Regions from separate parts of the Homo sapiens genome. Here region 1 is linked to region 2. Evidence: chromatin contacts called from ENCODE Hi-C or POLR2A ChIA-PET data. All regions are on one chromosome and are shown on one strand. The core of a region is the stretch at or near the end of the contact, and the rest is flanking DNA. Distances in the headings are between cores, read along the strand shown. Region 1 holds the start of NAPG (NSF attachment protein gamma). Region 2 holds the start of LINC00667 (long intergenic non-protein coding RNA 667).

Region 1 (4,022 bases), core at 247-2,746, 5.3 Mb after region 2:
TTTCACTCTCTTGAAATTCTGCTGCCTTCCTATAAAGGAAGCCCAGGCTAGACAACCAAATGAAGAGGGGTCTTGTGTGTGGGTACTAAATAAGAAAGTGAGGATAGAGAAAAAAATCCAAGGCCAGTTCACCTGTTGGCACTAGAAAAAATGCAAAATATTGATTGGCAAATAGATGCAGGAAGATCGATCGATTGTGTGGTGAGGCCAAAGGGAAGAACTCTTCGAATAGTTATTTCATATTCAACAATAAGTGAGAGTTGGCAGGCAAGCAGAGATTGTGTAGGAGTTTTGAGAAGGAAGGTGTGAACAGCCCTCCAAGTGAGTGGGTGAGTGATTTGACCATGGAAACATAGGAGAGTTGCTCAGCAGCACCAAAGGTCGGCTTAATGTTTATGATCATTAAAATGAGTAATGTTAGCATCCTCGTTTGTTTTTTTCCAGTCAAATTCACTTGCTCAAGAGCAGTTCCAGAGTAGGTGGAGAGCTGGGGTTTTTCCTGGCTTGGAGAAAGGAGGGAGAGGGAGCCAAGGCCGTTGAGAGTATACGCACTAAAATGATGGGACATGAATTTATGCTGGGAAAAGAAGGACGTGTAAGAGCAGAGGGATAGGGAAAGGTGAGGAATCTGGTGAAGGTTAAGTAATTACTAGCACTAGGAGGTATGAGCTGGAATGGAAAGGGGAAGTAAAGTGAGCTGTTTGAAACTGACACTACGGAGGGTACACAGTTATGAGTAAGGTCAAGGGTGTGATCCCAGGAATGTGTGGCTGCGCTAGTGTGGGAAAGATCACAGGAGGTTGGAAGCTGAGAGGCTGTATAGTCATTGCAGGAATCATCCATGTGGATATTGAAATCACCATGAATTATGAATGAAGCCAACTGTATTACTGGTTACTATTTTTACCAGACCACTGTACGCGACTTTAGATCCCTCAACTTCCCATTTAGAGCACTTATCACGGCTTGAAATATTAGAGCGATTATTTGGGTTGGGCGCGGATTATTTGACAGTAATCAGGGTTTACAAGTCTGTTTCGTTTCTTGACTGACATACAATTAATACCCAAAAGGCAGAATGGATAGAAGAATACTATTCTATCTGTCATACAGAGAAACTTCAGATGTAATAAATTATAAAGCCAATTAACCCTACAAACAGGATCCACAGCAGTTTCACATTAATGAAAAAGCAAGACTTCAAGAGGGCGGGAGTTTTTGTCTGCTGATCTTCCCGCATCTAAAATAGTGCCTGACACATATTAGGTGCTTTGCAAATATTGAATGAAAGAATACGCCCCATCAGTATCTCACCGCGCCTGCGCTAGATGCCCTAGGTGGGGCCAGCCTTGACGCGCTGCGCCTGCGCAATGTCTCTTTGCGGGGCGCACCGGCAGGCTCCCAGCCCCGCTTCGTCGCAGCGGCTTGGGCCCTCCGGCCCTCCGTAGCCGCTCGACTGTCGCGCTGCACCAGCTTCCTCCTCGGCGTTCCCACGCCTATTTGGGCGGATTCTTGGCGCCGGAGGAAGAGGCAGGGTCACCCTCTCTCCACGTCAGAGACCTGACTGTGGAGATGGCGGCTCAGAAGATAAACGAGGGGCTGGAACACCTCGCCAAAGCAGAGAAATAGTGAGTGAGAACCTTCCGGGGGCCTGTGTGTAGACGCCGGGTCCGTCTCTCACTGGCGCGGCCTTAGCACCCGGGGGGGGCGGGAGGGAGGGCTCAGGGCTGAGGGGCCTCGGCGCGCTGGTGCCCGCAGGGCTGCCGGGGCTCGGTGTCCTCTGGGTCACACTCCCGGGGTCGGGGTCAGCTCTGCGGCGCCTCGGGAAGCGCCGTGGGTCCACCCCGCCGGAAGTCCGCTCCCCAGAGCCGGTGTGGGCGGGGACTCGGCGCAGTGCTGCGGGGCGAGGGCTTCTCTACTTGGGCGCTCTGCTCCTGAAGATTGTGGTGGGGGCTGTCTGTGCATCGGAGGCTCGTTAGCAGCATCCTTGGCCTCTACCTGCTGGGTGCCGGTCGCATCTCTTCCCCATTTGTGGCAACCCAAAATGTCATCTGGGGAACAACATCGCTCTGTTGAGAACCACCGCCCTAGAAGAGCCCCCTGTGTGGAGGGGACCATAGGTTTACCCCAAAAACTCCTCGGTGAACCTTTGTCATCTGGCATTTTACTGTCCCTGTGGGCAGGGACTGTGCTTCGTTCGTCCTTTGATGTGTATGTCCTGCCACCTCTGGTACAGTACGTAGTAGGCACCCTGCAAATGTTTGTGGGACTGAACTGATAATCCTTAATTCATCCTTTTGGCAGCCTCTTCCCCCCGTTTCATTACTCCAGTGCATTTTTATCTGGCAGTTACAGTTAATAGAAAGTCAGCATTGTGGGCCGGGCGCGGTGGCTCACGTCTGCAATCCCAGCACTTTGGGAGGCCGAGGCGGGCGGATCACAAGGTCAGAAGATCCAGACCATCCTGGCTAACACGGTGAAAACCGTCTCTACTAAAAATACAAAAAATTAGCCGGGCGTGGTGGCGGGCGCCTGTAGTCCCAGCTACTCGGGAGCCTGAGGCAGGAGAATGGCCTGAACCCGGAAGGCAGAGCTTGCAGTGAGCCGAGATCGCGCCACTGCACTCCAGCCTGGGCCACAGAGCGAGACTCCGTCTCAAAAAAAAAAAAAAAAAAGAAAAGAAAAAGTCAGCATTGTGCTCTGTGGTGGGTGCTTCACATACATAATTTCATAAGCTGAGATCTTCACAATAACTTTCCAAATAGAGATTCTAATTTTTCGTAAGAGGAAATGAGACTCAGGGAAGCCTCATAACGACTTGCCCCCAACTGCACAGGTGAAAGATCGCAGAGCCAGTTTTCAAACAGTGGAAAAACTCAAGCTCTATCACATGACTCGAGGCAGTCAGCGTGTAAGGTGCTGGGGCTCTCCTGGTGCAGGAGGTTCCCACAACATTCTGCTTTCTAGTGGGAGCAAACGCAAAATTTGTAATAAGAATAGTGTGTGGAATAGGGACCACAAAAAAGCTGTATTAACTGTGCATAGGTAACCCAGAGGGAGAAGTTTATTCTGCCTGAGAAAATTTGAGGAGGAGATGATTTGTGAGCAGAGCTTGAAAAATACGGAATGTTTTAGACGGAGGGAAAATCTTGTGAAAGAGATTCTGTGCGCAACCTGTAGTATGTATTATACGCGGGCCTGAAAATGTGCTCTGGGAACAGTGAATGTAGTGTAGTCACAGTGCCAGGGGACGAGCTGGAGTGAAAAAGAGTTGGGGCCAGACTGTGAAGGGACAGCTTCTCACATGGCTATTGTAGGCATCCAACCAGTGGACTCGGTTAGATTTGCTTTTGGTGAAAGAAATGTGGCAGCAGGCTGGGCCCTGTCGCTCATGCCTGTAATCCCAGCACTTTGGGAGGCTGAGGCGGGTGGATCACTTGAGGTCAGGAGTTCGAGACCAGCCTGGCCAACATGGTGAAACCCTGTCTCTACTAAAAATACAAAAATTAGCCGGCTGTGGTGGCGCGCACCTGTAATCCCAATTGCTCAGGAGGCTGAGGCAGGAGAATCCCTTGAGCCCTAGAGGCGGAGGTTGCAGTGAGCGGAGATCGCGCCACTGCATTCCAGCCTGGGAGACAGAGCAAGACTCTGTATCAAAAAAATAAATAAATAAAAAGGAAAAGAAAAAGAAATGTGGCAGCAGTGTGGAGAATGGACTTTGACATATTCAGTAAACGAACATTTACAAAGTTGTCTCTGTGTACCTGTACCAGCCACAGAGGATACTGGAGTAACCAAAAGTGGTCCCTTCTTCAAGAGCTTAGAATTCACAGGTGGGCAGACAAGTTAACAGAGGACTAAAAATAGGATGTTCAGTGCTAGAATAGAAGTATTCAGTGTGGTATGGTAGAGATAGGAAGCAAGGAAAAGGTAATATGCTCAGGATGTGGGGAATGGAAGAGGAGGAAAGGTGACTCTCCCATGAAGGTACTGCCAGACATGTTAGTGGGTTGTCGACTTCA
Region 2 (4,024 bases), core at 1,102-3,601:
ACAGTAAATTCAACAATCTAGGTCTTCATATGGGCCATAGATTCAGGAGTGTTTGCTTTGTTTCATTACTTAAAAACAGACATTGCATACCTATTGAAGATCTGTCATATATCTGGCCACGTTGTTTTAAAATTTTATTTTCTAATATATACCTACAAAAGAATATATGTAGCTATCATTAGTCAGTGGTAGGCACATCCTGAGTGTTTTGAGCATGACTGCCTAGTCTCGTTATTTGCTTCATAAATTTCATGTAAATTATAAAGGACAAAGTAAGAGTTCATTTTGGCTTTGCAACTTTAAATGGCATTTTGATACTACCTTTAGCTCCAGATAAATTCCATAAATTATACTGACTCGGTAGATGGCTTTCCTTTTTTAGAAGAGTTGAATATAATGACATGTTCCTTTTCCCTCAGCAAAGAAAATAACGTCTAGCTATAAAGGAATAGGCATATACTACATGTTCTTCAGATCGAGCCTCAGATCTGAAACGCAGTCTTACTTAACCTCTGCATGCATCCTTCCTTCCGTTTAAGCATTTGTTAAAAAATGGAAAGCATTTCTATTTTCTTAACTTTTTCTTTCATTTAATGTCTTTTTTAATTTAGAGTTTATTTGAGCATCCAGTGATTCATGAATCAGTCAGCACTAGACCACAAGCAGTTCAGTGCTCCACTGTGGAGGCAAAAAGGGAAAACTTTTGTAAGATGTTTGCAGACACAAAACAAATAAAAATATTTGGTTAAATTGGGAAGTCCCTAGTGAGAAGTTGGTTGACAGTTTCTAGTTGGTTAAGCTTAAGTTTTGTTTTCTGGATTTAACGTCTTGTTTCTATAATTATAAAATGAATACAGTCACTTCAGAAACCTAGAAATGTATAAAGTAAAAATTTTCCACAATACTCCACCCAAAGATAACTTTTTTGAGTATGAATTTGTTCTTCCTCAAAATACGCGTTTTAAACAATTGATATCAAAATGCATCTTGTTTATTTGGCTTTTGAAACTGTTATAACACAACTTATAACATTGGAAATACATTATTTTATTAATACAAAGTAGTTTTCATAGTAAAATACCAAATTAATTAAAAGGCAGAATGAAACGTACCATATACATGTAGACGACAAATGAAAACTGTCAAAGTATCCTTCTCTCTAAAAAGCCACAAATTACGTTCTTTGAAGTAAGTATTGGGTTTTATTTCCTAAACTATACACATCAATATCACCTCCTGAAGCTTTTTACCCAGTTTCACGGTTGGTATTTCGGACATGCAATGTTCCATGCTGTCAAACTTGGAATGCCTCGTTTGGATACAGGGAGACAAAGACTTGGAGACCCAGAAGCCTGAAAGTGGTTCTTGACCGACTTTGTCCACTCAAATTAAGGCATCATGCAGCTGGTCATCACTTACATTGCTGGTTGCACGCAGGCACACACACACCAGTGCTCACAGCCAGCACTTGTTAAGAATGGTTGAGCTGGACCAAATGGTATACGTGTCTTTCATCAATATAAACATGGACTGCATTCATCTGGACACGGGCCTTTCCCGCCTACCGAGCCTGCCCACCACCCGAAGTTTAAGCTCATCTTGGAGGACCTGACACTCAGGAAGCCGTCTCCCGTTGTTCCACCGGCTTTGTGGCCCCAATGTCTGTATAAGCTGCTGATTTGCCTTGGGAAAACAAACCAGCATCGATTTCAGAGAAATTACTGGATAATTTGCGCTGTGAGGCGCCTAGATCGCAAGGCGCACTCCGCAAATGACAGCCGCTCCCGTGCACTTGTCCAGTCATTCGGGTGGCATACTGTCCGGGTGGAAGCCCGCCAAAATAATCCATTTGGAAGGGACGGAGGGCTTCGTCAGAAATTGCCTTCTTGTAGCTATGAGACATTGAGCAAAACAGATAAGAACTGGGGCAATGGAGGCATAAACATTAAGGCTAGGATGTATTTTTGGGGAGAAAGCGGCGGCTAGCAGGGACGAAGCTCAACTTCATGCGCCGCGCCCCGGAATGCTTTGCCTTTAGCCACTAGCGGAGCCGCCCGCCTGAGGGAGCCCTCCGGGAGTGAGCGCACGCAACCGTGCAGTCAGATTCCTCCGCCGACCGCGGCCCTCTCTCCTCGGGCTTTGCCTTCGCTCTCTAGCTTTTCTTCTTTCACTCCCGCTCGCCGACTCCAGCCCGCTGGGCTCACGCTCTGCCGGACACCAATCCCGGCGGCCCTGCCCGACGGAGCTCAAGGCTAGGCCTGGCCTTGTCCGCGGAGTCCGCCCCTCGCCGCCACCGGGATCCGCCCCCGCGCCGACACGCACTTCCGGCAGCGCCGCGGCCGGGAGGGACCGAGCGGGGAGCAAGGCCTGCGGGGAGGCGCAGGATGGACGCGTTGGCTGTCATGATGTAGGACCTCCTGACCTAGAACCATGCCCGGCGCAGGGAGAACAACGAGCTTACGGACCGGGTGCGGGGGCTGCTGTGCGAGAAAGCCTACCTGCTGGCCCGGGAGCGTTCGCCGGCCCACCTGGTGGCTTTCCCTGGACGTTTAACGGCGACTCCGCCCGGCCTCCCGACTTTTTGATGCAGGCGTTCTCTTACATGACTTTCTTCGAGGCTAGATTCTCGAAAGACATCCTGAAGGTGGCTTTCTTAATTAGCTGCCTCACCGGCTGGCGGAGCAGTTCGTAGTCGCCTACATCGAGAGGGAGAGCCCCGTCCTGGCTCAGTACTGGGGCTTCGTGGACGCGCTGTAGCGGGTCTTCGCCGTCGTGGGTAGGAAACAGTCGGGCCGGATCCCCGGTGTCTGGGGAGCGGCTGCCGGCCGGGCCCGCGCGAGCCGCTTCACTCCTACAAGCCCGGCTCACTAGTTCCAAGCTGCTGGACTTTGACCCTCGCTGGGAAGCTTGATCGCCGCCTGTTCTCGCCAATCTCTATGCCTTTGCACTGCCCAGCAACCCGGTCACTGCCCAGGACCTGTTAAAAGTTGAATGGACCTCCCAGAATCACGCCGCTGCCACCGCCGTTTCTAGAGACGGCTTTTGGCCACCTTTGAGAATCAGGGTCAAACTTGGAAGGGCCTGCATTTGTCACACTTCCTCGGACACTAATTTGGATAGTTCAGGCCCAGAGACGGCTTCCCGGGTTAGTGTGCCTGACAACACTGAAGAAAAATTGTGACATTTTCCTTCCCCAGAATTACTTCGTTTTATACATTTCACTTCTCTTCTGAAATCACAGCAATGCCAGTTTGCGCCTTTTGGTCTGAGGAACGCAGGCCCTGGCCACTACCAGGAAAAAGTATTTACTTTTAAAACTTGAATGTATATCTTTACCGTATGCCTAGTACAGTAGTGCTTGGAAGAAACAGATTAGTAAGACAAAATATATGTCTTCAAGAACACTTACGTTCTGAGAAAGAATTCTGAATGCAGATTCTAATGTCTGGTAAAATGCTTTACAGTGTAAAGAATGCATATATGATTCTTATTTTATGGCATTTTAAACTTTCCACCCCACGGTTTTAAAGTGTTAATATATGTTAAAAATATATGCAATTTATAAAGGAGAAGGAAAGCCCAGCTTGATTTTTGCTGCCAAAGATGGTATATTTAAAATTAAACGTAACTAATGGCAAAAAATAATGGGAATGGTGCAGTCTTTGAGCTGTATCCAGTTGGCATTATTCTCTTGGACTAAAAGGAATAGTATTAACTTCCTCACTTTGGGTAAGCCACTTTAGATTTTTGGGCTGCAGTTTTCTCAGGTAATTAGAGACTTTATATTATGAAAGTTTGGTTCACAATTCTTTGAGTCTCTTTTGGGAACAAAGAAGGTAAGAGGAGGATATGTGCCCTCCTCTCAATCAAGGGGTTTCTTGAAACCCTCTAAGGAGAAAAATCTGAAACTGCCTTTCCTAAAACGTTCATGGGTTTGTCATTCTGATGATCAATATCGTCCCACTGAAGTATCTTTTTGAATTCCTAGTTAGGAATCTTTATGTTAAGATAAACTGATCACTCT

What was found. Hi-C counts contacts between places; a loop is a spot of excess contacts on that map. ChIA-PET counts read pairs that join two places held with the same protein, here RNA polymerase II (POLR2A). Pooled maps may share reads with other maps.
Region 1: a loop to region 2 is called in a map of CD4-positive, alpha-beta T cell, with 13 times the contacts of the local background. The contact joins the promoter of NAPG here to the promoter of LINC00667 in region 2. A Hi-C loop is called at or near these places in 1 of 168 maps with a recorded cell type or tissue (CD4-positive, alpha-beta T cell) and 8 of 50 pooled maps. POLR2A ChIA-PET finds 5 or more read pairs at or near these places in 1 of 52 experiments (PC-9).

The regions. Positions count from the first base shown.
Region 1 is chr18:10,524,531-10,528,552 of GRCh38, forward strand. It overlaps NAPG (NSF attachment protein gamma), which reads left to right and starts at 1,497. Exons shown (of 12, transcript NM_003826.3): 1 at 1,497-1,628. The coding sequence starts at 1,573. RefSeq lists a silencer at 1,640-1,889.
Region 2 is chr18:5,235,749-5,239,772 of GRCh38, forward strand. LINC00667 (long intergenic non-protein coding RNA 667) reads left to right here and starts at 2,352. Exons shown (of 3, transcript NR_015389.1): 1 at 2,352-3,301. It overlaps LINC00526 (long intergenic non-protein coding RNA 526), which reads right to left and starts at 2,281. Exons shown (of 1, transcript NR_026849.1): 1 at 976-2,281. RefSeq lists a silencer at 2,298-2,467 and an enhancer at 2,688-2,867.